Linked DNA regions of Mus musculus: region 2 is linked to region 1. A link is a loop called in an ENCODE intact Hi-C map of the cell type or tissue named here. Cell type or tissue: left cerebral cortex. All regions are shown on one strand. Each heading gives the region's core, and the rest is flanking DNA. Links, peaks and the distances in the headings are about the cores only.

Region 1 (15,695 bases), core at 4,353-12,352:
CTGAGAAAACTCGAGGTCAACTGCTGGTCTCCACAGGCATGCATGGGCACACACAACCGTCATGTACACTCAGCTATCTACACAGATCTACACACATTATCATGTATACTTTCATACACCACACACAAAAATCAATACAGAAATGGTGCCCAGAATGTCAGGTAAGCACCAGATGAATGGGTGAGAGAGAGCTTTGGTGAATGGTTGGAAAGCTTTTCCAACTCTATTTCCCAGAGTTTCTGTGTATAGTTTTATAACTGCTCATGTATCTTTCCCCACTCCTTTTCCTTCTCTGCCTAAACTCTTTCTTAAGTTGGGAGAAATCGAAGAAAAGTAAAACAATGTCCCACATTGGCTCGCTTTGCTCAGTGAACTGGAACTGGAAGTCAGGGATCTATGATTTGGGACAAAATTGGCGTGTGTGGAACAGCTTTTTGGTGGCAGAGTGCCACCAGTCATTGCTCCAACTCTAGTTGATAGCTGTAGACTTGGCCACTGATATCATTGAATTAGAAAGTAGCTCTTGGAACAGAACTACCCCACGCTAAGAGACACAGAACAGCCACTCCTAGGGGAAGCCATCAACCTTAGTTGAATTGTGTTCTTGGACTTTTACACATCTGTATCACTATAGGTAAATGGCAAGAACTGACCTGGCACTGTGCTGAGAGTTGTTCTTCAGGAAAGCCTTACTGGGGGCTGATGGGAAAGGCACCAGGCCCAGGAAAAAGAGGAGCTTGGATTTGAGCCCATTTCTGTTTACATAGGTTGTGTTACTTTATTAAATAATTTTATTACTCTGAAGACCCAGTCCATTCATTTGTAGAAATGAGTTGTCTATAAAATTGTGCATTTCAGAGTCTGTGTTAGGGAGCCTTTATATTATTAGCAGTTATCTCAGGGACCAATAGTAGGTGCGTGAAGAAGAAGGAAAGATCTGTTCTGTCCCATGCAGAACTGCTACCCTCTGACCAATTAGTATATTCTTTAGTGGACAGTATTTTATGTTAATGAAAATAGGCTTTTCCATTTTACAAAGGAGTGAACTTTGGCTAAGAGGATGTTGTAATTTACTCCAGGGCACTCATCTATCTAGCCAGGCGAGCAGATCTAGCTGGAGGTGTAGTGCAGTGGCAGAGTGATCTCTTAGCATACAGGAGACCTATATCACAGCCCCCTTTCTATCATTCTCTTCTGTATTTCTGAATTCAATGAATGTCGAGAATCAGAATCTACCTTCTGTGAGTCATTCTAAGCCTGTGATTGTGTGAGCTGAGGTTTTGTGGTAATCTTCTAAGCTGAATTGGGGACCTGGAACATTTTCTGTTTTCATTCAATGATTTGTTTATAGGTACATTTTCTTGAAGGAAAAATCATGTCGACGTAATGCAGGCTTTGTAGAGAAATAAGTCTTTGATATTTGGTTGTAAAATAAATGTCAGGATAAAATGTTTGAGAAAATAAAGAGCTGTATATTACTTCCCACAAAGCTGTAGAATACCAAGGGACGATGCTGCGTGTGTTTCATTACTTAGAGTAAATTTGCTGCGTAAGGATGGGGCTGCTGTATACCCGCCACCGCAATCCAGAGGACTGTGATCTCCTTGCCAGGTGTGATGGCAGAAGAGTTTCACATTGTGTCAGCCACAAGCTTTATCCCATTATTTAAAGACCATCCCAAGTAGGTGACCCTCAGCCCTTAACTGACGTGACTAGCATCCTGTGGCTCTGTGAGTCTCACTATGCTGCTAGATTACTTTAGTCAAAACAGTCACTTTTTCCACATTAGATTCACTAAGTGGGGTTATGCACAGGGCTGCCTGTATGCTGAAGGCAGCAGGCAGGAACAAATGATGAGGTAATATGTCAAGGCAAAAAAAAAAGGGGGGGGCAGAAAGATCAAAAGCAAAACAGAGTGAAAGGGCAAGACAGTGTACATAGAGCATTCAGTGTCTCTAAATGGGGATCCCCATGACTGTAAATAGACTCCCACACAATATTCAACTCTCTTCTAGGCTGTCATGAGTTGTCCTTCAGAGACCATTTTGAAAAGCCCTTCTGCCTTGGGTGACTGTCCCTTCCATATTCTCCCAATGCTATGCTTACCACATCCTAGGACACACAGGGCTGGGTGGACACTGCTTTATTACTGATTACTTTTTCTAGGAAGTTTATGCAGGATTGTAACAGCCAGGTAACTTACCGTCTTTGCAGAGCTGTACACTTAGGTCATGTAAATTCTGGACCTCTGAGGAACATCAAATGTCTGTCCCAGTGTGAAGTCAAACATCTCATTATTCTAAAACACAGAAAAGACCAGGAAACAGTTCTAAACCCACCTCAGTTAGTGACAGAAAAGAGGGATAGTAAGAAAGGGAGGGGGAACATGAGAGAGGGAGAGGGGGAGAGGGAGTGAAGGGGAGGAGAGGGGGAGAGGGGGAGGAGAGAGGGAGAAGGCAAGAGGGGGAGTGGGGGAGAGAGAGGGGGAGGGGAGGGGGAGAGGGAGAAACAGGATGCCAAAGCAGAAAGGAGAATACTGAGGTTTTTGGGGGAAGGGGTGTTGTTTGTTTGTTTTGTTTTGTGTAAGCCCCACTCCCACCATCATGGAATCAGAAAGATGTGCCTTTAAAATCCCCAGTCTGAGGAAATGGCTGAGAGCCCTTTCTCGAGCTATTTCATTAGTTTTCAAACTCCTCATTCATAAGATGGGAATGGTATAGTTTGTTAGGCTGTTATGAAAATGAACAAGATATTACTATCTCAATTTTCTTGACACACAGCAAACATATGTCCCCTACCCTGGAGGCTTGCTCCAGAACCTCTCCATGAGCCACTTTTACAGAAAATGACAGTTCCCAGGCTTAGTGCTTAAGTCTCAGAACTTAAGTTCAAATCCCATTCCATATTTATGACTGATGGGACTTGAGGACAATTATCTTACCCTCCTCCTGTCCCTAGGCTCCTGTCTTGTGATATTGGTTCGAACATTTTCTTTTTCTGCAAGGAGTAACTGTGCCCACTTCTCAGGTTTTGTGAAGAGGGAATAAAGATCTCAGAGCACACGTGCAGGTCCTATGAGGTCACTTTTGTTAATATCAATGTCACTGAGTGGGAAGCAGAGAAAGGGAGGTGATGAAATAACAACCCGCAGGCACATTGCAGCTCAGGCTGCTTCCATGTGGTTGGCTGTGCAGGAAGTACCAAGGCACCCTTCTCAGAGCTGTGAGGAGATTTAGCGATGTTCATTTGCAGTTAATATATATTCAGCTGTACTAATTAGTTATAAGCCCCAAAGGCTAAAAATAAATTAAGCCAGTCCATTTTTAAAAAATGGAGCTGTAGACTAGTAATAATGTTGACAACTTCTTTTCATTGTTGTTCTCATTATTGTGAGACTGAAAATATTGACAGTAGTCAAGGTTGTCTGTGAATAGAAGATCCTCAGACCTTGTACCTAGAGTTACAATGTGATATGAGCATAAAATAACACGTATTTCTTAGTGTAGACCTCAGTTTTTCAGAACCTTCTATGTGGCTGACATTTTTCAAACACCATGCAGTCAGAGTTAGCAGGAATTTTCTAAGCCTGCCGTAACAAAGAACCAAAATGTGTTTTGGTTTGAAACAACAGCAGTTTTATTGTCTCACAGGTCTAGAGACTGAGAATGCAAAGCAGGGGTGTGAACAGGGTTATGCTCTCTAACATTGCCGAGGGAGTATCCTTCCTGTGAACAGGGTCTAACCCTGCCCAGGGAGAAGCCTTCCTGGCCTTAGCAAGCATCTGTGTTTGCCACAATTTCTAGCACATTTGAGAATTTAAATATATCACTTCTGATATATATATGTATATGATATACATATATACATATATATATCAGAATATATATATCCTACAGAATATATATATATGTATATATATATATATATTCATAAATATATCACTGACTGGCTTCTCCCTGGCTTCCTGTGTTCTTCCCTCTGTGCCTGCACATTTGTGTCCCTTCTTCTATGGAAGACAGTCACATAGGATGAAGGTACCTATACACCTGCTTGTCTCACTTAATGGCATCCTTGGAACTCTATTTCTAAGTAAGGTCGTATTCTGAAGAGCTGGGGTTAGGGCTTCTCTGTGCCTTTATGGGAAGATACACTTTAATTCATAGCACCAATATCGATTCAAGATCTGTATTGTCATTTGCTTGTCAGGCAAGGAATCTAAACCTCTGTGCATTCAGGTTCCACGGCTGTCACTTGGAGAAATCCCTCCTTTTCTTGAGACATGTCGAGTGCTGTCAGTTCTTGTCCTGCATTGTTTGGACCCCACAGACAGAGCTCAGGCTGTCAGGCTTGGCAGCCAGCTCCTGAGCCGCAGACTTAGGAGTGTGGAGTTCTACTTGTATAGGCACTTTTCTTTTAGCTTTGTTTTATGTTTGTTTGCTTTTGAACTTTTTAAAAGTAGATATTTTCTTTATTTACATTTCAAATGTTATCTGCTTTCCTGGTTTCCCCTCCAACCCCCCCCCCCCCCCCACCGCTCACCAACCCACCCACTCCTGCTTCCTGGCCCTGGAATTCCCCTATACTGGGGCATAGAACCTTCACAGGATCAAGGGCCTCTCCTCCCATTGATGACCGACTAGGACATCCTCTGCTACATATGCAGCTAGAGCCATGAGTCCCAGCATGTGTTTTCTTTGCTTGGTGGTTTAGTCCCTGGGAGCTCTGGGGGTACTGGTTAGTTCATATTGTTGTTCCTCCTATGGGGCTGCAAACCCCTTCAGCTCCTTAGGTCCTTTCTCTAGCTCCTTGATTGGGGACCCTGTGCTCCATCCAATGGATGACTGTGAGTATCCACTTCTGTATTAGTCAGGCACTGGCAGAGCCTCTCAGGAGACAGCTATATCAGGCTCTTGTCAGCAAGCTCTTGTTGGCATCCACAAGAGTGTCTGGGTTTGATGGTTGTATATGGGACAGATCCCCAAGTGGGGCAGTCTCTGGATGGTCATTCCTTGGAATCTAATCAAGCCCCAAGGAACTTGGGGATTGGGAGGAAGAGGAGGTTTTGTCCCAGGCCCTCAGCCTATCCACACCTGTCCTGCTGACTTGTGTTGTTTCTTCTCCTATAACAGAAAACTTGAGGCTGGTCAGGGAGTAGAAACTGCTTTCACTTTGAAGTTTAAGATGGCCTAGAGTAAGACACCAGCAACTGGTGGCGGCCTTTTTTCTTTATCACAGGAGGGCAGAGAGCATCATTCAGCTAACCTCAGAGGTGTCTGACACCACATCAAAAGTAGGGTGAAAAGGAACTGCATATAAAGGGAAACCCATGACATAATATTCAGAATATTGTTCTAATTTTGCTTTTGAAGCAAGAAAGAGGGTCCTTTTGATACCTCCCAGAGTTTGTGAATTTAATTGGCTGATGAGCCCTTTGGATAAGTCCTGCCCTGTAGGGTTGTCTGGTATTACTATGGTCTAGGACATGAACAGATCTCTAATTCTGATCCAAGCATGAGAATAGATGTAGATGGATGGATAGGATACATCACATCATCTTATCCGATCATTTACATTTTTCAATCTACAAAATGACAACCCAAGTGAAGTAAGGAACTTTGCCCTAAAGGTGTCAAAGCTTCTGTCATGGAGACAACTGAAGGCCTTGTTCTGTGTAAGCATCGGAACACCCACCACGGGTTCTCTTTTTACCCCCTCCTGGAGGAGAGGATTCCTTACACTTCCCAATCGACAGATTGTTTTTCAACTATAAATATCTGTTTTGGAGGAGGAGCTGGACAAGTGCAAATGCTTGACCCCAGGAAACCCCAATCCATCTGCTCATGGCTGCCAAAGATAGAATTTCTGACGAGCTAGGACCTGCTTCTCTGCCAAGAGACTTCATCGAGATGCCAAGGGAGGATCAGCTTCCTGTTTGGATGGGTCTGAGCTTCTGGGGCTTACTCAAGAGGCTTCTTCTCATGCAGCCACAGCACACACTCGGACATCCCTTGCCCTGAAGGGAGACCCTGGCCATACAGAAATCGAGGACCAGGCTCCCTGACTGTATGCTAGGGGATGTCACTGTCGCACTGAAGACCTATGCTATGCTTGGTCCTGCCTCACACCATGCGGGAGTTTCTATGAGTTTTTAAAAGGCAGCTGTCATGCTTGCTCCTCTGAGCTTTCAGATTTGATGGCTGGCCTGGCAGGGTTCCCATTTGGAAACCTGGAAGGACTTACCATCACTCAGAACCGGGCACCTTTCAGATCACTGTTTGTTTTCAAAGAAGACTTCCCGAGGATGTGAAACCCTTTGTTCTTCTTATAAAACTACCCAGACTCTCCCCATCCTCACTATGGAAAGACAGCACTATGAATTTAAATAAATCCACATGCTATAAGATGATGGGGGATCGGGAAAATATGAGCTCTCCTTGTTTTGACCCCCAAATACAAAATCCACCCCCCTCTCCTCTCCCTCTCTGATTGAAAATAAGAGTAGGTAAAATGTTATGGACATTTTGAGCCTACAAAATGAAACCTGCAAAGAAGATTCTTTGAAAGTGGGTAAAGAGTCCCACAAGCTTCCTTAGTTTGAGAGTTGCAGAAGGAAGAGAGCAGACTCCATGTGCCTGCCACGATTATAATGTGGTAAGACTGCTATTCTTGTGTGGCTCATTAACTAGCTTTAAAGATAATTCCAGGAGAAGTTCAAAGGATATATTGAGCAGTGGGAGAATCAGCCAAGGCATTACTTTGAATGACAGCTTTCCCTGGGTTTCCTGTAAAAAGTTAATCACATTGCATATGCAAGTAGACACCCCCAGGTGTACTGTCTAGCTTCATTCATTAATGATATTCATTTATGGCTTTTCTGAGCCCTTACCCAGTGTATCCCACCATGTCACGTGCTATGGGGCAGACAGCAAACATGGTCCTGTTCGTCTGACCCTTCGATCTTCTCAGAGGGGTTAGGTTGGAAAAGCACAAAACATATGACTGACATGGCAAGACTGAATTTGTCAAAATAATTCACCACACCTCAGAAACGAATGTCAAACTGCATTTTGCATCAGCTACCAGAACCACCTCTCCATTTTTTCTCCCCCCATAGTATCTGCCTGTCCAAATCAGTTTCTCGGTGTGAGAGGGTTCTGGGTCCACTCTATGAGAGAATGTCTGGAGGGTGGAGTTCTCTTCTTTGACTTTGTATTCTCTCTTTTATGCCATTCGGGCTTTAGCATCTTGCAAAAGGTTCTCTGGTGTGTCTAGGTTGCTATGGGGACCAATAACATCCTTAAAAACAGTAGTGGAAGGAGTTACAGAGACAAAGTTTGGAGCTGTGATGAAAGGATGGACCATCTAGAGACTGCCATATCTGGGGATCCATCCCATAACCAGCTTCCAAACGCTGACACCATTGCATACACTAGCAAGATTTTGCTGAAAGGACCCAGATATAGCTGTCTCTTGTGAGGCTATGCCGGGGCCTAGCAAAGACAGAAGTGGATGCTCACAGTCAGCTATAGGATGGATCACAGGGCTCCCAATGGAGGAGCTAGAGAAAGTACCCAAGAAGCTAAAGGGATCTGCAAGCCTATAGGTGGAACAACAATATGAACTAACCAGTAACCCCCTGGAGCTTGTGTCTCTAGCTGCATATGAATCACTGGAAAAAGTGGCCCATTAGTCGTGCAAACTTTATATGCCCCAGTACAGGGGAACGACAGGGCCAAGAAGTAGGAGTGGGTGGGTGGGGGAGTGGGTGGGGGAGCGTGTGGGGGACTTTTGGGATAGCATTGGAAATGTAAATGAAATAAAACCCAATTTAAAAATAAAGGAAAAAAAAACAGTAGCTGACCCTGGAAGGAGAAGTAAGAGGGGGAAAGAAAATGAATGGAAGGATAAAAGGCAGAACCTACCAGAGATAAGAATCAGAGTTATTTCCCAAAGAGGAAAGACAGTAGAAAATAAGGGATTTGGGAGTGGTACACTTTTCTCCTCTCTAGATTCATGGCTCTAGAAATCCACCCTGGCCTCTCAGTCTCCAGCCTTGCATCCTCCTGGTCATTTTACAAACCATCATTCAGAATTCTAACTTTATCCTGCTTCTCAGAACTCTCTGTGGGTTACCACGGAGGCAAGCAAAGTCCAAGCTCCCAACTTTGACCACTCATTATCCATACAAATTCCCTGCACCGTCTGCCCATTGCTGGACTTTTGAAACTTGTAGTTACCTAAATGCATTGTGTTCTTGGCCAAGCCTTCTCTTTTGCCTAGACTGCATTCCCTATCCACCCAAGGAACTCACCCACTCACCAGCTCCCTGCAGACTTTACCCCCTTCCCTTGACTCTTCCTCATCCCCACTGCCTATAGCACTCCCTAGTCCTTATAAAATGCCTTGTATTGTATGTTAGCTACACAATTATTGAATCTTAATTGCAAGAAGGTAAGAAGGAGGGAGGTAGAGAGGGAGGGAAGGAGGGATACAGAGGGGGAGGGGAGGGGAGGGGAGGGGAGGGGAGGGGAGGGAGGTAAAACAGGAAACAAGATTACTCCCTTTATTTTTTGGCCCAGATTAAACAAATGTTTATAACGAGTTGTCATGAATGATAGTTATATTCCTCACTTGAGACAGTTATCTGGATGAAACACTGAGTGGTGGTGGAGAGGCACATTATTTAATTTTCGAGATTCTGATATAACTACATTTCTCCCCCCTGTCCTCTCTCCAAACACTCCCATATGAGAGGCACTTCTTGACACTTGGTAGCACTACTGTGGGCAAGGGACTGGGGTGATAGCTTCAGTTCTTGGCAGGAGAGGAGAGAATTTTCTGCCCAGAAAGAACACAACTCCACTAAGGCTGTTGACCACCCTAGCCCTGGCTCCAGCATCAAAGACTGCAGAAGCCGTTCACCCTCTCTGCCAGCCACGGGGGCTGGCATCTCCTGACTGGCTCTCATTCAGGTGCCTCTCTGTAACAAGTGCAGAAAAAAAGTGGCAAAGTTCAGACCAGGTTTCCATGTGTTCTCATTCTAGCTTGGCTTTGGGGTCTCCTCACTAAGCCATGTCCTGGTGCCCTTTAGCATCCAGAGCCAGAGGCAGTAGGAGGCATGGCTAATCCTGGAGCCTCCCTCTCACTCATTGGTGGTCCAGCTGTGATGCAGTCATCTCCTTCCTCCCTGCTGGTCAGAGCATCTATCTGGGTAATGTGCTTATCTTTCTGCTCCTGTCATTTTCACCTTCTTTCCATTGCACTATTTGCACTGTTTATATTTTCTGTCTATTCTGTTTTATGGGCCCTTTCCATCCACAGCATCTATCCTGTTGCTACTGTGATCTATTTATATTCCTTGCAGTGGCTGACTTCCCTTTCCTTTTAAATCTCCTTTATCAATCTTGTTTACCTTCTCTATCAGCCCTTTCATCTTGCAATTATCTAGTTATCCATACAGCTAAACTGCCCTCCCTCTCCATCTCTGTCCTTAGCTTGTACTTGGATCTACTTGGAGCCTTCCTGCTTTATGCTTACCTCCTATTTCCTGCATTTGACCAGTGACCCCTGTTCAACTCCCTTGGGCAAGACATGCTCAGCTAGACACCCGCTGCTATAGACAGGAGATCTGAGTCCATTTACTACGAATAGCAGGAGCTGCTATGCCTTGGGTATCCTGTTCACACAAGACCCGGAGCTGGGTCTTCATTTCCTGTGTGCTGCAACATTTCTAGGCAATTTCCTCCCATGTTACCGAGGAGGGGTAGAGGCTCAGGGAGGTGAAGTGACTGGCTGAGGGTCACACAGTTAATAAGTGCAATATTGACAGCCCACTCCTAGTTATCTGCATGAGCAATGGCATTGATAATCTTTGCCTGCAGAAAAAAATGTAAAACTCATCCCTAATAGGCTTGGGAATACAGCATCTGGGGCAGCAGGTTTTCCTCCTGGTGCAGCTCTGCTGCAGCTGATAATCAAGCATGGGGCAAGAAAAGCTGATGTGTGGAATGTCAGTGCCGCAGATTCTGAAACCGTGAGATCCTATCATGAATGTGTCATAGAGGCAGTGTGGCTCTCTGCAGGGGAAAGGCCTGAATCATGGCTACCAGCCTCTGTGCCAGCCCTGCTGTCCCAAGCTCCCATCCCCAGTTCCGTGGCAGTTGCCATTCCACACAGCCATGCTGACCAAGCTTTCATATGGCGATAAAAGACACCTAGTACATGCCAAAGGATGGCACCCCAAGATTCCATGGCCCAGAATAAACCATGGAGAGATCATTGATCAGCCCCCAGTGATGATTCGTATTAAATGCTAACTTGACAGAATTTAGACTTACCTGGGAGATGGGCCATTGGACATACAGGTGTGTATGTGGGTGGATTATCTTATTTGTGTTAAGTGATGTGGAAATATCCATTTCTATTATGGTCAGGAGTATTTACTGACAAGGGATGCAGGCCTTCAGAAAATAGAGAAAACAAGCAGCGTGCATTTGCTGCTCTGTGTTCCTGATTGCACATTTGATATGACCAGCTTCTTCAAGCTCCTGGAGCCTTGGCTACCACTGACCATGACGACTGTATCACTTACCTGTGAGCCTGACTAAGCCCTTTCTCCCCTGTGTTGCTTTTGTTGGGGTATTTCATCTCAACACTAGGGCAAGAAACTAAGGCAAGACTCCCTTTCAATGTGTTAGATAGCAAAGAGATTCCAGAAAGGAAATGGGATGAGATGGAAGCGAGTGGATCAGGCCAATTAGAAGTCAATCAACAATCAATCAATTAATTAATCGAGCAAGCAAGCTTGGTGAGCTAAACAGGGATCAGAAGGACAGAGAAAATCAATAAAGAAAGGAAAGCTAGCACTATATGGGGGAAGCTAGTGAGTTCTCTGAAGGCAGCCTTCTGAGTTTTCCCCTATCAGGAAGAGTTGGCCAGTGTGCATGCCCCTCCCCCATGGCCCACCTGCCGTATGGAATACATGTTTAACTCTGAGCATGGACTTTCTTCCCTAACAGATTATGGCAACAGAGCCCCCTAATCATAATACATATAGTATACAGGAATAAATTGAAACCCCCCAGGGGGCGGCTTGCTTTCTTCCCTAATCACTACAGTTTTATGCTAAGCCTTAAAGGGGTTTGTGTAGTACAGAGGCAGAAAGCCCAGTCACTTACATAGAACAAGGCAGTGAAGAGTTAGGAACACATCCCAGCACTGACTGGGAGCACGGACGGGGTGGGGGAGGGGTCTTATCCTGGTATGAGAGATGAAGAAGGCTTGCTGAAGATGGTGGCATTTATGCTGGGTCTGTTAAAATACCGAAGAGAAATGCAGACATTTTAAATCAATGGACTTTAACAAGGTACAAGGATGTTCATGAAATATTCCCTAGCTTGGGGTGATGCACTGGGAATGTTGATAGAGGAGGAAGAGGAGGAAGAGGAGGAGGAGAAAGAGGAGGAGGGAAGTTGTTTTGTGTGAGGAGCTGATTTTGGGAAGTATACATTCTGCCTCCGTTGTGTCTTTGTAGCCACTGTGTTTGGCACAGCCATGGTTGGTCCTCCAAGAACACGTTCAGTTGTGTGTGATGCAATGACAGAAGTAACCATAAGGATGCAGATGCGGCTTTCTGAGGCCCAGCCAACAGTCACCGTGAAGCTGAGTGGCAAGGACCAGAACCCTGAAACTGAGAGCATTTCTCCCTATACGTTCCCCTCTCCTCCCAGCTTTCCAAACCCTCACCATCTGACTTTGTACCTCTTTCAAATGAAACAGGTTGCATATTGCTGAGCTGACAGAGGCTCCCTACCCAGACTAATAGAGCCCGCCACACGGAAGTAATTTCTTGTTAAACTTCTATCCAGTGAAATCCAACCACTGCACACAGCAGGCCCGGCTGTGCTGGTACTGCCAGCCTGCCACCGAGGCGCAAGGGAATAAAGGAAAATGCTTAGCATTAAATTTCATGTAAATCAGACTTTATTTGCTCTGGTGACAGGTTATTACCTTCTGCAGGGAACGAGGGGAGAAACGGCTGCCACTGAAGACAGAGTTCCCCCAGTGAGCTTCCATAGCAGCCTCTTGCAGCAGGCATGCCTAACTCACCTGCTTTGCCCCACCCATCCACTCTGCTACCTTCTCTGTAAATGGCCAGGGTCTACAGGCTCTTCTTGGCATAGAAGCCCTGCCTACACAGCCTTCCTGATGCTTCAGAGATGGTCACTATTTATGTGGACTTCCCCACTAAGGACATTGGGCACTCTTCACCTTGCTTTGTGGCTCAGTCTATCTCCCACCAAGAACATTCTATATAGCAATAAACTCATTCAGACTCAGCTCACTCCAAAGCCTCCAGTCTTGCCTTGCCACCCAGCCTTTGATACTCCTCCCTTTGAGTTTTGTTCATCTTTTACCCCTGGTCCACCTCTCTTGACTGATACACTTCTACACGCAACCAACATGTTTATGGAGAAGCTGTGTACTTAAAATGATGGTTTGCCTCTTCCTGATGTATATTACTGATCTCCTCAGCCAGGCTATGGCAGATTCCAGGATGAGATCAGTACCCAATGTGTTCATATCCACCCAGAGTAGATGTTCTACCTTCTAGGGGACAAAACCTTCTACAGCACAGATTCGGAAAAAGGCTGTCAGGAGAAAGCTAAGATATAATTTAATAACAAATGTCATCAAACTTTCATGGCTTAAAATAATAAATTATTTTTTTTCTTTTCACAATGCATATCCATGGCACAAACCAGTCGCCTCTGCTTATTTTTATCAGTTATAGACCCAACTTGAATCACTTGGGAAGGTCTCACATTGGTTGTGTCCTGAAAATGGCAAAGATCACCTCCACTCAAAGCCACATGGGTCCAACAAGCAGCAACTGGTCAGAAAGTATAGTTCTACCATGTTTTCCCAGAGACAGAAAAGTCAAAATACTTAGTATCACCAATAGCCTCTCCAAAGTGCTTTATTACTAAATTAATTAATTATTAATACACGGTAAATTGCTACAACCATGTTTTCTGCTATTGTATCACTACTTGACACATGATAGATAGATACCCAATTTATACCCATGCAGGTGCTCATTCTCCCTCTGAGCCTTCATCCTCACATGGAGTCCACCTCATGTGTTTGGTTAGCTCTTATCTGTTTCCCTATTATACAGAGTATCATCTGTGCAGGAAGCCAGCTTGCCTTTACTGCTCTGCATAGACACAGGGTTAATAGGATTTATGTATATCCTTTCAACACCATAGGAGAAGCAAAGAGGCTTCCATCATCTATGAAACCTATTTACTCATAGTACACAGACACTCTTTGAAAAGTATGTGTATAGAAGGTGTGTGTGTGTGTGTGTGTGTGTGTGTGTGTGTGATTGTGTGTGTGCAGAAAAAAATGGAAGGTAGGAAAACAGAACACAGTTCTGGAGTAGTGTGTGCCTATCTCCCACTGCTAGTTAACCAGATATACTATCTGGTCATGGGAACTAGGGTGGGGGAAGAGTCTGGGAAACATGGTTCTCTTCTGTCCCCCTGTGATCCATCTCTACTCAACTCTTTCTGCTTGGTTCTCTTTTACCTCTCTTTTCTTATTTCTCTACTTTTATTATCCCAACCTTTTCCTACAAACCATAGTGGCAGATAAGAAATGCAGACAGGAAAAGCTGGGGAGAAAGGGGAAGGTTTGGAGAATATGAGGACAGGCCTAGGGCCTGGTTGCTAATGGGCATTAACAGCCAGGAGTCTGCTTTGAGGTTTTGTTTTGTTTGTTTCTGATTTCCCTTGATCACACTTCAATATATTGCACTTAATTTTGCATCTCTGAAAACAGAAGTTTGCTCTTGGGATTCGTGTCTAGGGAAGGTCCCTTTGGCTAGATGCCCCACAGCTACGGAAGACGGAAAAAGACTGCGGTCTGCCAGGTTATGTCCACGGCTTAGTTGGGCTTTCCTAGCAATTCTAACTGAGGACTGCACTTCAGAGAAGGCGAAGTCTGCCCAGTAGCATTGTTGCCTCCAAAGCTGGATGTCTGCCAAGTTCACCATCTGTGCCCTCAGGCCAGAGATATGCACTGCCAGCCCCTGCATCCAACCCCGCCCTTACTCCACAGCTCTGGGAATTTGCCAGGTCCTCCGACTGAATCATGCAATCGGATAAGCTTTGCCAGGTTTATGGCTGGTAATTTATGGCTTTCTTTAGCAACATCTATCACACTGTACAGCCGTTAATCCCCGAGTCTTTGCCCACTTTGCAGAAAATAGCTTGCAATTCCTTACAGTGTAGCATTTGCTAACTTACCTGTCATGCTGTCAGGGTGGGTGGGTGTGACAAGCCATTCTCCATTTCCTTCTTTCCATCTTACTTTGCTTGGAGAGGCTTTCTCCCTCCAGAAAACAGCAGCAAGGATCTCTATTAATTACCTCTAGTGTGCTCTCCCACGTGGCTGCCTCAGTGGCCTCTCCATGCCTAGCCACCAAGATGATAGGATGCTGAAGATAAGGTGGGCTCTGACTTTGGCGAGGGTAGAGTGTTTTCCTGGCACAAAGGAGAGGGCAGATTCCAGAGGACACATACTTCCTACCCCTTGTGTAAAGTCATAGAGGAAGTGGGTGGAAAACCACCAGGAGTTGGAAATGTTTACTGTCTGCAATTATAGAGAGTGTGAAACTACAGCTCTAAACTAAGCTCTGCCTAAGCCTGTTACCCAAAGGGTCAATTAATACCACTGAATGTTATGAACAAGACCATCCAAAATGATATACAAATGCATTTGGCTCCAGGAGGAACTTTGGAGTATTTTTTACAGTCAACAGTTAAACTTAAGCTATTAAAATTAAGATTTCTTATCTTAAGGTATGTTTCCCTGGGCAAAAGGAAAGGTCACTTGGGAAACTATAAATCATAGAGAGTGAGGTTAGGTAAGGCAAAATTATTTGGATTGAGATCATATAGAAGTAGAGTGGGATACATAAATATAACTATAAATGTATGTATTCTAGAGTACATAAGAATTTACATAATAACATAATATAACTTAATATAAAGGTAGATGTGAAACAAACATGCTGGAAGAGAATACGCCAAAGCAATAAAATAATTAACTGCAAATACTGAGATACACATATACATATTTCATGTATTATATAGTCTATAAGCACATATAATATATGTATTTTCTAATTTATTACTTTCTGTGCTTTTTAAGTTTTCTATAATATTCAATTTTTTACACTTGAAAATAAATGCAAAGTCATCTATAAATGATGATATTTATTATGATTGACAGATTGGAGTTACATCAAAGGCAGATATTCTCTGGTATACCTTCCTAACGATACCAGGAAACTATCAAAAGGTATGTTATGTGGCCATTTTAGCTAGCCCAATTCCTGGTGGAGACCTTGTTCTCATATGAAAGCTTATGGCCTCAGCCTTCACTGTCCATATTTCTATCAGCATCCTTAGCCTCTGAATCCTTTCTAGAATAGCTTAGGCAGCTCTGCTCATGGCACTCCATAGGTACTCTAGCAACAAAAAGTCAAAGACCTATGAGCCATGTGATCATGTTTATCATAATAAACCTCCCCTCCCTGGCTTGGTATCAATTTTCTGTATTGGTTACTTTTACCAGACAGAAAACCAGATCAGAGTAAATGAAAGGAAGACAGATTTGTCTTAGCT
Region 2 (15,695 bases), core at 4,474-12,473, 290 kb before region 1:
ATTTGAGGAAGGGCCAACAAATGGCTGGCCCAGCTTGAGACCTATACCATGAGGGGGGCCCACCCCTGACATCATAAAAAATTAATGATATTTTGCTATACCCGCAGACAGGTGCCTGGAATAATTGTCATCAGAGAGGCTTCACCAGAAATGGATGGAAACTGATACAAAGATTCACAGCAAAACATTAAATGGAGCTTGGGGAATCCTGTGGAAGAAGGAGTGAAGGAGTCAGAGGTCAAGGACACCACAAGAAAACCTACTCCATCAACCAACCTGGGCCCACAGGGACTGAACTGCCAACCAGAGAGCATGCAAGGGATGGCACTAAGCCATCTGTACATTTGTAGCAGCTGTGTGGCTTGGTCTTCATGTGGGACTCCTATAGAGGGACCAGGAGTTCTCTCCGACTACATTGCCTGCCTTTGAATCCCTTTCCCCTAACTGGGCTGCCCTGTCTCGTCTCAACAGCTGAAAATATGCCTAGTCCTACTGCAACTTGATATGTCAAGGCAGGTTGATGTCCATGGGAGGCCTCCCCTTTTCTGAGGAGAAGGGGAGGGGAGGTGGGTGGAGGGGTTTGGAAGGGGAAGCTGAGTTAGCAATGTAAAGCAAATAAATAACTTAACCAATAAAAAAGAAGAGAAGAAAAAAGAAAGAAAGAAAGAAAGAAAGAAAGAAAGAAAGAAAGAAAGAAAGAAAGAAAGAAAGAAAGGAAGGAAGGAAGGAAGGAAGGAAGGAAGGAAGGAAGGAAGGAAGGAAGGAAGAAGTGGAGCCCCAGGATCTCTTCCCTTCTTCATGCTGGTATTGATGTGTGTGTTTGTGTGTGTGTGTGTGTGTGTGTGTGTGTGTGTGTGTGTGTGTGTGTGTGAGTTCTTGGCATGAGTTCTAATTGCAAGCCTGATGCCAGGAGAAGGCAGAAGGAGGCATCAGATTCCCATGAGACTGGAGTTACAGATGGTTATGTGTTATCACGTGGATTCTGGGAATTGAACCCTAGTCCTCTGACAGCTGAGTCATCTTTCCAGCAGCCTCCACAATGGAATTTTAATTGGCTTGATCTTGTGCAAATCTTGTGTAGATAACCACATCTGCTGTGGTTCACATGTACAAAAGCCAGGCCCTGTGCAGAGGACTGAATTTCACAGCACTCCTTTTTCTGGCTCTTACATTCTTTCTGCCCCTCTTCCTTGATGTTCTCTGAGCCTTGGGAAGGGCACTGCTATCATAGCCCATCCATAGCTGAGCACTCACAGTCACTAATTCTCAGCATCATAAACACTCTGGACTAACCATTATGGACTGTAGGAGGAAGCTTCTCTAATCAAGGTTCAGAGTAGCACAAATCGATGGATATTAACACAAATATTTAGATGACTGTTGGATATTTAAATATGTAATCTAAATATATTGATATTTAGATATTTAAATATTTAGACATGACTTATAAAAAGTAACATCAATATGTTCTCCCCTAGGGCCTATAACTTCCCTAACCTGGAGTTTTGAGCATGTTTGCAGTTCCAGGAATCAATTCCCTCCTGTGGAACAGGCTTCAAATCCAATCAAGAGAGTGGTTGTTTACCCCATAATCATGTGTCACTATTGCAACAGCGAGTACTTCTTGCCCAGCAGGTCAGCCTTGTAGCTTGCAGGGTCCAGTGCTGGGTAAGACCATTGATTCCTTTTCTTCCCCAGCATCCTGGACAGTGCCTTCTGGCATTGCAAAAGCTAACCACCAGGGACAATATTCTGGCCAATTCAAGCTTGATTTCTCTGTATCTTGCAACCAGAGTATGATGTCTTCCATAGAAAGATCTTATCTTCTAGTTCTGGTGAGCAATAAAGACCAATGGCAATAGTCCATGTTGTTTCTTAGGTGCCTCTAGGTCCTGTCTGATTATTAATGCATACGGAGATAACTTGTGCCTGGCACTGAGATTTCTATTTAATAACCTATGCCTTCTGGGAGCAGTGTTGCTCGCTAACGTGGAGTACTTCTCCTCAAACTCCCCACTGAAAATTATACTTTTAATTAGCTTAAAAACTAGTGGGATTTCATAGTGTTTCTTTATATACTCTTAATTTTGTTTAATCCACTTTCCTCTCCTCTGCCTCCCCTGGCTGTGTCCAGTGCACATAAGCCATTAGTTCCCACTGTTCTCCCGAATTCTTTCAAATCACTTCTGTTCTCATCTCCCCTTCTGTGTTGCATATTCTTCTTGAATTCCAAGATGGTGAGTTCCCAACGTAGGTTTTGCTGTGGCATTTTTCTAAACAAAACTTGTTCCATCGATTCTCTCTTCCCCTTCTGCCCTCCCCCACCATCTCCCTGTGTTCTCCCTTCAGGAGTTTCCCTCCACCTGCACAGCACACATGCACACATGGACCCTCCACTTCCTCCACAAAAGGTGCTTAACTATATCCAGTGCCCTCGAGTTACCATTTAGCATTGCAGAGAGGTTAAAGCTCCCAGCTGCTCTCAGGGTTCGGTTTTTTTTTTTTTTTTTTTTTTTTTGGTTTTTCGAGACAGGGTTTCTCTGTATAGCCCTGGCTGTCCTGGAACTCACTCTGTAGACCAGGCTGGCCTTGAACTCAGAAATCCGCCTGCCTCTGCCTCCCGAGTGCTGGGATTAAAGGCGTGCGCCACCACGCCCGGCTTCGGTTTTTAAACTAAGCAGTTTTAACCAGTTTGAGGGGTGCTTGCTGAGATGTTAATGTATGAGAGTTTAAGTTTCCTCTTTGAGATTGTTTTGCCTCTCCCAATTCCCTAATCCTGGCCAATCCCAACAAAATGACACCTCAAAGAAAGACAGACAGACTGTGGATTTGGTTTGCTATTGGCTGCAGCCAGAGGGCACTTGAGGAATAAAGTCCTCAGTGTTCACAGAGGACAGGCTCCTTCTGCACTTCCAGATCAGCCCAAAGCCAGAGCCTCCTAGTGGAACTCAAGGACCAGCACCCCTCCTGGACTGCTCGGCCCACAGGAGAAAAATACACCCTAAGAGCAGAGATTGGAGGTAGAAGTGACCATAGGGATGCTGTCACTCTTCTGACAGCCTGTTGATCCTGATCAGAAGTCACTTTCTGTTCCTCGTAGCTCTCATGCTCCTCTGCTCTCTGAAGAGAAGGTACCTGAGTCCCTAGGCCTCCCTGGATATATGAATATCTTCCTCCTCTTCCTCTTCCCCCTCTTCCTCCTCTTCATCCTCCTCCTCTTCCTCCTCTTCCTCTTTCTTCTTTCTCTTCCTCCCCCTTCTCTTTTTTCTTTTCTTCTCTCTCTCTCTCTCTCTCTCTCTCTCTCTCTCTTTTCCTCAGTTTTTTGAGATAGGGATTCTCTGTGTAGCCCTGGTTGTCCTGGAACTCACTCTGTAGATCAGGCTGGCCTCGAACTTAGAAATCTGCCTGCCTCTGCCTACCAAGTGCTGGGATTAAAGGCATGCACCACTACTGCCTAGCTTCCTCCTCCTCCCCTCCCTCCCTCTCCTCCCCCCTCCCTCTCCTCCTCCTCCTCCTCTTCCTCCTTCTCCTCCTCCTTCTCTGTGGGATGGCCCTGTACAGACAGGCTGGCATATCTTTTCTCCAATTAGTCTTCTTAATGGCTCAATCATCAAACTGTAGCAAGCAGAAGGAGTGTCCACTCCCCAATCCTGCCTTCAAGGAGATCATACCTAGACCAATGCAGAATTGTGATCCAAGAATCCAAGAAGTAATTTAATTTTCAGCCTCCAAGAAGGTTTTTGTGACTTGTTATTCTACAGTTCTAGCAAAGTTTAGCTTCAGTTGTGCACCATGGGAAGATCGACATCCCTCTTGGAACCTTCACATCTTTACTGGAACATTCCCCAAGGCAGTACTATTTATTCTTTTTGTCACTAACACCCAGTGTTTAGATGTTTGTGCTAAAATGTCTTAATGTAGCCCCACTGTATCCTGTCTGTCCCCAGAACACAAAAATTCTTTATAACTTTCTCAGCCAAGTTAGGCGATATTAAGTTTGTCAGCTATGTCACAAATGAACATCTACTAAAACCAGCTCAGGTACCCATGGTAGCAATACTTCAAAAAAACTAGAAAATATTTTAGACAAGCCAGTATTTGTTTTAGAGGAAGTCAGATCACTCAGACTAGTCTCCATAACAGATAGCTCTTAGCACTGATGCTCTGCTCTGCTCTGCTTCCTGATGTGCTGGACCGGTGGGAGGGGTAGAAGCCAGAAGGTCCTCTATGTGTGCTTTCCCAATGGGAACTTCAAGCCTCAGGCACTGAAAGTAGGCTGGAGACCCAAAAGGTGCTGCTTTGGTAATGCTAGGCTAGCAAGTGGAGGGCAGGTCCCGGTGGTCCTCAGAGCTGATTCAGGGACTTTGATTGCAAGATTAGGAGTCAAGCAGCCAGAGCCTCCTCAGAAAATCTAGGAGAGTTGAATTTTCATCCATTTAGGCTGCAATGACAACCTACTGTAATATTTGTCTTTGAAATATTAAAATTAAAATATGATGACAAAACCATATCCCCTTCCTCTTCTTGCTTTCAGTGGCCCCATGACCTCCTCTCCCTCAATTTTGCTCCCTGGACCATTATGTTTTTATCTCAGTCCTGTAGGTTAGAAGGCTGGATCAGAGGACTATAATGGTGAAGATCCACCAAGGACTCTCTTCTGGGTTGCAGTCAGTTTTTTATTGTGGCTTCAAGTGACAGAAAGGCAGCAAGCTATTTCACTGCTGCTGCTGCTGCTGCTGCTGCTGCTGCTGCTGCTGCTGATCATGGTGGTGGTGGGTACAGTTTTTAACTCATTTGCAAAGCCTCCATTCTCCCAAGCTGTAAGCTCCCAAACACCCCACCCACAAGCCATCCCATCAGATAAAGTTTGTAATATATGGATGAGGGTGCACTAGTCCATTGCAAGCGAGGCTTTGCAGATTGCTTCTCTGCTATTCATCCACATCCCTGGAGGGCAGATTCCAGGCTCTGCCCTTCCAGAAACCATCTATATTTATGAGTAAATGTCCACTGGCCCTTCTGCTGCCATCTGTAAAATGGACAGGTTGATCTTCAAGGTATTACTAGTTATTTCAGTGAATAGTCTTCTGAAACGTGTGTGTGTGTGTGTGTGTGTGTGTGTGTGTGTGTGTGTGTGTTTGGTGTGTTAGTGAGTGTGCACATTCCCACCTCTGTATGTGCACCAATAGGGGAAAAGCACCTGGTGGCTGTGTGATAAGAAGTTCCCCTCCTGGCCCCTGCCACATGGTGCTGCAGTCCGTAGCGGAGAGTGTGGGAGAATCCCGGGCTGCAGCCATCTGGCTCCTGCTTCTCCTCCTCTGATATGAAAGGAAAACACATGCTGTTATTCTACGAATATTCTTGGCTATCTTCTGAGTGTCAGGTACAATAATGGGTGCTGGGAAAGAAAAGAAAATGAAACTATTAAGGGAACACAGGGTCTGCCCCTGGAACACTGCTCTGATGTGTGAACTCTGGTTAGGAATGAGGAGGGGTGCAGGAAATCTATTGGCTGTGATTTTCTCATACTGTGGTAAAATATAATACCTTAAACTGTAAAACAGACAAAACAGTAATCCTTTTAGTCTTGGTTTGTTTTCCTGTTAGGTGGTTTGTTGTTGTTGTTGTTTGTTTTTTCCCGACAGGTTTCTTTGTGTAGCTTTGGCTCCTGTTGTGCATTTTCAGACCATATAAGTGGCCAAAATTAATAATTCTTTTTTTTTATTGTCAAGGTCAGTAGAAGGTCTGGTCCTCTGGCAGTGATTCTCAGCCTTCCTAATGTTGTGACCCTTATGAATTATAATGTAAATATCTGATATGCAGGCTATCTGATATGCGACCCACAAACTAAAGACCCACAGTTTGAAAACTTGCTGTCCTGGGGGCTCACTTGGTCTTGGGAAGTGCCTCTGGTTCCTTCTACGTTACCAGTTTTTATGGCTGTGTGTGGATACATCAAGAGCTTCCTTTGGATGTAGCTTCATTTGTAATTACACATTTTTTTCTGTATGAATTTTTTCCTGTATGTTGAACCTATAAATATATTGAATCAACCTGATATGGTCTCTATGGCTTCCCCAAAACTAGGTCAGTTGACTTGCCACAGGTGCAGGGCGTTTTGATAGATGATCCATAATCACCTGGGATGTAGATGGCCTAGGAGGACAAGGGACAAAATGCTGCCACTTTCATCCATTTGACCAAATGAGTATAGCCTACAGGGTGGGATCCTAGAAGCTGACTGAGTGCTCAGAATAGAGTAGGGCTGGGAATCAAGTTTACCATAGACCACTGGTATTGAGAGCCTGTGGCTCCATCAGATCCCGCAGCTACCCAAGGCCTAACCTCCCAGGTCCAGATCCTCTCCAGCTGTCTTTTGGGCACATCCCCACTCCCTGGAATGTGAGAAGAGAGTGAGAAAGGAACACCCCTCCTGTTAGTTTTTAAAAGCTGCCTACCGTACTTAGGGCAAGCTGGGAAAATGAGAGCTAACAATTAGGTTCAATGTTTGACTACTTACTAAACCAAGCCTACTTCTCTACTTACTATGTGACTTAGGGCAGTTGAGTTAACTTTTATGTGCCTCAACCTTCATCTGTACAAAGAACATAGACCGGAAGTCTTGAACCCCCCCCCATTTTGGTTTTTTGGGTTTTAATTTTCATTAGTGTGTATATTTGTACATGTGCCCAGATGTCAATTCTCATCTACATCCTTTGAGACACATCTCACTGGCCTGGATCTCACTCACCAAGTAGGCTAAACTGGATGGCTTAGTGACTCCCAAGGATCCACCTTTTCCCACCTCCATAGTCCTGGGATTCCTAACTCACTACTATTATCTGGTTTGTTTCGTGGGTTTTGAGGATAAAACTCAGTTCCTCTTGTCTACAAGGCAAAAAACAGCTGAGCTATCTTACCAAATCATCTGGTCAGTTTTATGAGACAGGGTCGCACAGAGCTCAGACTGGCTTCAAACTCACCACATAGCTGAGGACAACCTTCTGTTCTGATCTTCCTGTCTCTACCTCCCTAGTGCTAGAATTATAGGCATGTGCCACTACATCTGGCTGTACCCATCTTTAATTGTCTCTCAAACTTGCTGCCAGTTTTGTTGGGACAGAGGCATGTGTTGGAGGCTCAGCTTTGCTTCTTACTTTGTGGTTAAATCCTGAAACAAAGGTTGTCTGGCGAATTATGAAAAGGGCACTTCTGCTTTGGGGATTTGCCTTTATCCAGAGAGACATGCTGGGACAGCTGGCTGCAGAGGTGTGTGGGAGTGTAGAGAGGGTTCAAGTCTTGCAGAGGGCCAGGGGAGGGCAGGCTTTACAGAGTACAGCTTGGCTCAGTCCAGAACGCAAATGCTTTTCCACATAAATCTGCCTGACGGTGGCTGCACACCAGACGCTCCTGCGACAGACAGTGCTGGCAGCTGGCTAATGCGCGGCCAGCGCTTTGGATGGAAATGTATCTGTGTTTGTATGAATCAATGCACAATTCACACTTGTATATGACACTAGAGAGGGAAAACGGCCCGATGGCACAGCCCATCTGGCAGCCCCAACACCGACACGTGTGCACTGTGCCATCTTCCTCCAGCAGGGCCCCATTCCGACTTATCAGCATTAGAGGTCAGGCTGTGGGCCAGGAATCTGCTCTCAGGTACCAGAGCTGCCCGACTCTGCCTTTCTCAGACCTATGTCTCAGGTCCCTCGCGTGCAGAGGGGCATGTGGTAGCATTTACCTTATGTTTTATTAAATGCACTAATATGTAGAAACGGGTCAGTACCTAGGACAGTACCTAAACCATAGAAGAGCCTAGAAGGCAAAAGGGAACTAGCTGAGTCTGTAGTCCTATTATTGTTATGACCTGGAGTGTTTTCTATCTTCTGTGAACCATACCCACCTCTGAGCATGTGCAAACACTCTACAAGACTGGAAAATGCAAGTGACAGAGTTTTGTTTTTTTTTGGGGGGGGGTCATGGTGCATTGCATGAAATAGGAATGGGTGTACTTCGGGAGACAAAGCTTTTAGATATAGCAAAGAAAATTATCAGCTCACTCTTTAAACTTCACATTCTGATGAGTAATTTTTGAGCATATACAAGGTTGGTGGCATACCTAGATGCACATTAAAACAGTAGTTCCCAACCTTCCCTTTAGCCCTTCCTGTTGTGGTGACCCCCGACAACCATAAAGTTATTTCATTGCTAGTTTATAACTGTAATTTTGCTAGTGTTATGAATCGTAATGTAAAGATCTGATATGCAGGATATCTGATATACAAGCCCCGAGAACCACTGCAATAGAAGCTACTGAATTCTAATGCACCTGGCATCCCGTGTTCCCTGATCCTTGCTCATTTCCTTGCTGTGCAGGCTTCGTGAGGTCCCTCTCCAGCTCTTGATGCAGGTCATCTGACCTCAGTATAGACAGAGCAGCAACAACACGGTTAATTGAGTGCCCTGGGCTTGACAGTGTTCTACAAGCCTGGCATATGCTATTTCACTGGGCCCTCCCAGTGGCTTTTGTTTTCCGACTAGAAAAGTGAAGGAGATCTTCAGAAGATCCTTTGAAGGCTCAGGGTAAGGATTGTGTTTGACCGACTTTTCTTCTCCACCCTGCCCTGGGGCACCTGGCTGAAGCCAAATGTGAGGCAGCAGAAAGCTCAAGCGTTGTGTTGCTTCTTTCACCTTCGCAGCCTGAGAGAGGCGGATTTGGAAGAGGTAGCAAGACTTTATATAAAATCCCAGCTCTCCAGGAGGCCTGGTGCTTGACTGTAGCAGCAGGAAGGAAGGCTTGGGCGGCCTTCACGCAGTTCCTCCGGTGGACACTAGGGGCGATGTCAGACTGCGGGTTTCCAAGGTCCTCCTAAGTAAATGAATAGAGCAGACGCAGCCACAGATGTGGGAGGTTCAAGTCAGTGTGTCTACCACAGTGGAGCGCCCCCAATACAACCCGATGGCCTGCTAGAGCGCCCTCAGAACAAATGTAAGATGTCAAGCTGATCCAGGCCCGTATTCTTCCGGTTCAGTCTTCCTGATGTCCCTTACCAGCTCCAGCTAGAGCCCCAGCCCCAGCCCCAGCCCCAGCCCCAGCCCCAGCCATAGGCTATTTTCTTATATATGTGCTGTGGCTGTTCTCTCCAGATTCAAAGGCAGTTCTCCACTGCTATGCTCTGGACCACACAGTGCCCCAGAAGAAACAGTGCACCCACTTTCCCCAGCACCCTTCACCATGGGTCACTTCTTACATGCAGCCTAGCCCCCCAACCTGGAGTAGTGACCCACTGCCCCTAACTCTTATTTCTGGCCATAGTCGCTCATATCCACAGTCAAAGTTGAGTTTGCCCCTCCTAGAGGCTGAGGGTCTACTAGCCTCTCAAAGGCACTGCCTATTTAAGCACTACACATTTACATCTAAAACCTAATGATAACTCTAAGTTAGTTAAGTACCTAACAGACCTCTTATATCCTAACTCCGCAATTACTCTTGCGTTAAAAAGTTACCTTCACATAGTCATTCAGTTGCAACCACATTCCATTCTGCCTTTTTTGCTTTAAAGAAACAGGCTTTTGCACATCTCTGCAGCCTTCTCGTCTGCCTTGAGATGGCTGCACTACAGCGCACCCTGTGGCCTGGGCTCAGTCACATCAGCAGCTGCACACAGCTCACACCTCTGTTCCTCTTCACCAGTAGTCTACTTTCCTGTTCACCTGGCCATATGTGCACTCTCTTGTAACTCCTATACCATAACAAGGCTGTGTCCCTACTTCATGTGGCATAGATAGGTTGCCACACCCATTATAACAACATCCCAAGGGGAGCTCAAAACATATCATCTATCTATCTATCTATCTATCTATCTATCTATCTATCTATCTATCTATCTATGTTTGTTTGTTTTTAACACTAAGTAGTTCTGGCTGGCCTGACACCATGTAGATCAGGCTAGCCTTAATTTAACTTGTGGTACTCCCCCTCCCCCCCCCCCCGCCTCTGTCTCCAGTGTGTCATGTCTTGCCATAACCCACATGGCTTGGTCATAGAACCCTGACTGGGGTTGGTGAAGGAATAAAGAAAGGACAGACAGACAGACAGACACATGTACAGAAAGCTGAGATCAGGTGGGGCGTGTACCTTCTGATGGAAAGGCGCCTATCCTACTGTAACCCAGAACCTCAGTGTGTTTATCAGGTACAGCACGGGGAGGGGGTGGCGGAGGAGGGGGGACTAGCTAGACTTGCTAGGAGGTGTCTGAAGTGACCGTCTCAGGCTACAGACATCCAGGAGAATGAAGCTGCAGTTGCTAGTTTTTTGTTTTTTGTTTTTTTTCTTTCAAATGATTGTACACACTCGTCAATCATTTGAACTCAGACTCCCGTGGAGAACTTGCCTCTGAGGCTCACCCAGGGAAGGCTTAGCCACTCCCATGGGGCTGAGGCATAGAATCTTTGACATGGCTATGCTCATAGCAACAGTGCAAATCACCAAGACTTCTGTCACTCAGGGTTTCCTCTGCTCCCTACAATGCCTCCCTAAAACAGATGGTTTTATTGTTTGTTATTGGCCCATTCTTTGATAATAAACTCTCTCTCTCTCTCTCTCTCTCTCTCTCTCTCTCTCTCTCTCTGTGTGTGTGTGTGTGTGTGTGTGTGTGTGTGTGTGTGTGTGTGTGTGTGTGTGTGTGTGTGTGGTTAAGAATAGGTGTCTTCCTCTATAACTCCCCATATTAGTTTTTGAGATAGGGTCTCTCGCTGAACCTGGAATTCATCACATCAGTTTGACTGACTGGCCAGCAAGCCCCAAGATCCTCCTACCTCTGCATCTCCAGAACTGGGATGACAGGTGTGTCCCTACTACATCAGGCTGGGATGACAGGTGTGCCCCTCCACATCAGGCTGGGATGACAGGTGTGCCCCACCACATCAGGCTGGGATGACAGGTGTGCCCCTGCACATCACATTTTTATATGGGTGGTAGTGATTGAATCTCAGACTTGTATGGCAAGCACTTTACTAACTGAACTATCTCCCCAGCCCAATAGCCTCCACCTTTATGGATCTGGGTTACCAGGAGCCTGCCCTAGGCAGGAGCTGTTCGAGTACAATTCCACATCACACATTCCCACATAAGGAAACTAAGGCTCAGGAAGGTTAGGAAAATTAAGGAAGACCACACAATTTCAACACCCAGTAAGGAGGAAGGCTGAGATTGCAGTGGTAGCCTCTGCTTATGACACTGTCCTACATTTCAGGCAACGGGACCTGGCTCAGGGGTGTTGGAGCTCTTGTGAAAAACGAACCCCAACATAACAGAACATGCTGAATTTTCATTTCTTATTCCAGCTCAGCAGCATGCCCTTCCACTCGAGGGATAGATGAGAGATCTGCCTCTTACCTACTGTGTAGCGTGAGCAGCTGATGCACAAAGGAGGCTAGTAGGTCAGAGGAGGCCGGAGGATGCGAGCCAGCATCCCACAGAGCCAGAGAGCAGGTGGGAGGCCAGGTGCGATGGGTCATCATGGGGAGATCCCCGTGGCAAGCAGGTCTGCAGTCCTCGCTCCAAGGGGCTCTTGACACTACAGTGAAAGCTTGCCTCTATGCTGTGGTCTCAGACAACCTTTCAGGAGTACCTCTCTGACCCCTGACCCTCAGCTGAACAGCCCTCTCTGCCTGGCCGGGCCATTCAGTCTCCTCCTGGTCTCTCCTTACAATTCCGGCCTGCAGCAATCATGCATTCCACTGAAATTACAATTTCAATGATTCATTTGGCAATTAATCATCTCCTGCCTTGCAACATCCCTTCTATTCCATGTTGAGCTGTTATTTAGAAGTGCAATTGTTCAACTTTCCACAGCAGCATATGCTGCCTCGCTAAGCTAGCTGGGGGTGGGGTGGGGTTAAGGGGTTGTTGTCTCTCTGCTGCAGTCAATCAGGCTGGAGGAGCTGTGTGAGACTCACACTGGAGGGGCCAGGAAGTGGGCAGGGGCACTAACTCAGCAGGCAGGGAGAGCAGGATGCAGGAGCCTGGAGCCTGCCACAGCTATTGAGGCAGCTAGGCAGCCCCTCCCACGCATGCACACTGCCTTCTTCTTCTTCTTCCAGATTCCCTAGTTATAAAACATTTCTGGATAGAAACCGTCTTAGGAATTTTCCATGCAGCTGCACTGTCTCCTTGCCTAGATTTCATTTCCTGTGGGCATGGACCATTCATTTTACTTTCCCTAAGTTGCTTAATAGGATACAGGCATCTCTGAAGTTACACGGGCAGGCCTTGGCTCTGTACTTATGAACTGTAAACTTGGACAAATAATTCCACTGCTTTCAGTTTCATTTACATCCCTCTAACATGGGGAAGGGGTGTCTATCTTATGGTGTTGTTAGAAGGGTCTTGAAGCCAGCATGTCAAATAGCTCCCAACTATTTGTATTTGCTCTCACAGAATTATTATTATTATTATTATTAATTATTTTCTATTTGTAGATGGGATTTAGGAGAGAGGAGCAGGGAGGATAGGAGGGAGATATTTTGGAGGACAAAGGGACAGCCAAGTAAGGGACTGAGTTTCATGCCTGTGGGCTGTCCAAGCATGGCTGAGGGGATGTCTAAAAGGAGGGTTAGGGAGAGGAAGTCTGAGCAGGGAGTGGCACCAAATGGCTTGCAGAAAACTCCAGGCCTGAGATGTCCCTGGCTTCTCTGTGCTTAATATCAGAGTGTTTGCTTGAGATGAACTTGACCTTCAAGGTCAGGGATAGACCCGAGGAAGGCCACACAAGTCAGCAGAAAGAACACTGAAGGCAGAATGGCTAGGGAGTGCTTTCTCCAACTGCATTCTGTTCTGGATCCCAGACACCTCCTTAAAGCCAAGGACAAGAGGGGGCCAATTTCACAAGTTGAGCCCAGGAAGGATTTTCAGTGTTTTAATATAATAAAGGTGGGTATGTCCAAGCAAGAAGATGGTCTTTTCTGGCCTGAGACCTAGGTAGGCTGAGACCCACTTTCCCACTCCTCCAGTGTCACTCTCAGGGGCTGCATATGTCTGTTCTAGTCTCCCTACATGCAGCAATCTGGCCACATAAGCACCCAGAGACTGATGTCACACATCAGACTCACCGGGAGCAGAGCAGGTCTCTGGAAGAGAAAGGGGAGTGATGAGGGTGGTACAGAAATGCAGCTCATCTTGTACAGAGATTGCTCAGCACATGAAACCTGGGGTTTGCTTTCAAGCACCACATAAAGAAGTTATGGCAACAGAGACCTGTAGTCCCAGCACTTGGGAGGTTGAGACAGCAGGATCGGAAGTTCAAAATCAACCTTGGCTATAAAGTGAGTTTGAAGTCATCCTGGGTTACAGGATAGCCTGACTTAAAAGAAAAAGGGCAAAGAGAGACTTAGGGAGAGAAAAAGTAGATGGGAGCTGTCTCGTCTTTTGATTGAGGACATGGGCAAGAAGTATGCTCAAGAATATAGACCTAGGAGCTGAAGAGATGGCTTTGAAGGTAAGGGCATTTGTGAACAATCCTGAGTTCAGTTCCCAGAGCCCAAATGGTAGAAGGAAAAAACCCACTCTCACAAGTTTGGCTGTGACCTCCATACATATCCTAACCCCTCCCCCCACCCCCAAGGGAAAAAGAAGAGTCCAGGACCTGGGGCTCTGAAGAAGAACCAAGCAGGCTAGGTGAGCTTTGCCTCTTTTGTGCCTCTTTTGCTTCCAGTAGGGTACAATTACCCCACCCCACCCCCAACACACACAAACATTGTGGCAACTGAGCACTGTGTGGATTTCTCACTGAGTGCTGTTGTAAGTACAACACGCACACAGGATCCAGATGACCCAGCACAAACAAAAGGGACAGAGTGTCTCCTTAGTAATTTTCTTTTGTTCTAACTATAAGTTTAAGATGAATTTAGGATATGTTAGATTAAACAAAACATATTATTAAACTTACTATGAGCTGTTATAATTTTTTCCTATATACTACAAACTTTAGGGTAAGATGCAGCATGGTCTACGTTACATTTTCATTGAGCAGTGTTATTGTTCATTCCAGGCAGACGGCTGGCTGATGGGAAAGTGTCCCCCATATTGACTTCCTGAGGAATGAAAGGACCACACAACATGGGTTCCACTTACAGAGAGAGCACATTGTATAGCTTATTCAATCCCCTTGCCCCTGATGCATCTTCCGCATCCCATAATGTTTAGGACTTTTAACCCCCATCTCCGAGTTTTAAACAATATCCAGAATGTAGGAAGCTTTTGGAAAATGTTTGCTGAATGGATGGATAGATGAACAAGGCAAATTGGGCTCCCCTCATCCCTCTACTCCAGTACTACTAGGGACATTTTCTCATTTTAGGGGTGCGAGGTGAAGAGTGTCTATCCTCATAAGAGGGCTTCTGTGCTTGCGTGCATGTGGTGTGTGGGGAGCGGGGCGGGGAGGAGGGAGGAAGGCGCATGCGCATAGGTGCGGTGTGGGTGCCTGAAAGCAGAAAGAGGTTCTGGCTTCGGTCTTCTCATGAGATGACTATCAATGGCTCTTAGGGGCTCTACTGAGGCTCAGGACACCTCCAAGGTCTGTGAGCAGAGAGTCACTGGGGCGAAACCACATACGAGTCTGCATTTTGAGGTAACCCCAAAATATCCATTTCTCCCAGTTTCTTGGAGAACAAGGAAATGAGCTTGAAGGGCATGGAGTGGAAGGGCGTGGGCAGCTGGCTATCAGGGAGAAGCAGGAGACTGACCCTGACTCTCTCCGACTTTCCTCAAAGCTCACTGTTCTTGTCTCGTGTTTCAGAAAGGGCAGTCAGAGCCCAGGGCAGAATTAATTTGTCTAAACGTATGGAGCAGGATTCAGTCCAAATCTCTAGCTCCTGGATTTTCTCCTGAATCTGAACTGGAAGGTCATCAACGCACCTGGATTCATCTAGTCTCTTCTCTTCTGTTGATTTGCTGTGTGTCCTTAGGCAAATCGCCTCATACCTCTGGGCTATTATCCTTTCAGGGTAAAATTGATAGAGGACACCAGTAATCAGGCTTTCCGATAGGATATGTTGTGTTTCCTCAGGGGAAGATCATACCTCCTGTTCTATTGGCAACATCACTTGTTTATCCAATAAAATGGGAACCTATTTGATTGAGAACCTGATCTAGGTCCCGAGTAGAAGCCGGAAGAGGAATTTCATGGTTCTGTTATTGCTTCTGCCTCCACCAGAGGGCACTCTTCGATCCTGTAATGAAACCGATGCGGTGGTCTGCTCCGCCAAAATTCAGACTGTGGGAAGGTGAAAGGTTGCCCCTTAACAACTGCTGACCTGAGCCTAAGTGACTGCATGGAGGACTTCCAGGAAAGACGGCTTTAGGGGACTCCTGAGATATATGGAGTGTTTGACTGTGGAGTCACGTTTGCAGGACTAGACACGTGGAGTGAGGAGGGGCTCTGACTCTCAGTAGAGCCTCCTGGCAAGAGATTCTGCACAGTAAGCCCTGGGAGAGGAGTAGGAGTCAGAGAAGTTCATGTGAAGATGCTCAGTGTTTATAGCGACAGAGAACTCCTCCGAGCTGACTCGGGAGCTTATGTGACAGCAAGGTTGGGGGCTCTGTGAGATTCCGCGACTTCTGGAAGTTTGCACTATAGGACAGTGTCTGGGTTGAGACTTTAGCTCAGTCCAGAAGAATGACATTTTCTCTG

What was found. Peaks named below come from ENCODE experiments on the same cell type or tissue, not always from the same donor. Only the 100,000 strongest peaks of a DNase experiment are listed, where the experiment ranks them.
Region 2: a loop joins it to region 1, with 2.5 times the contacts of the local background. A loop is called at or near these places in 3 of 42 quality-filtered maps.

The regions. Positions count from the first base shown.
Region 1 is chr1:159,672,534-159,688,228 of GRCm38, forward strand. All of the region lies in intron 1 of Tnr (tenascin R), which reads left to right. Among named protein-coding and RNA genes, the nearest start is that of Gm31348, 100 kb to the right of the region's middle. In left cerebral cortex, for the core only: no CTCF peak of the experiment used is centred there; DNase peaks (open chromatin) are centred at 5,860 and 8,884.
Region 2 is chr1:159,381,399-159,397,093 of GRCm38, forward strand. No RefSeq gene overlaps it. Among named protein-coding and RNA genes, the nearest start is that of Mir1843b, 49 kb to the left of the region's middle. In left cerebral cortex, for the core only: a CTCF peak has its summit at 8,823; DNase peaks (open chromatin) are centred at 4,890, 5,275, 7,328, 8,833 and 3 more places; H3K27ac peaks cover 1,381 bases.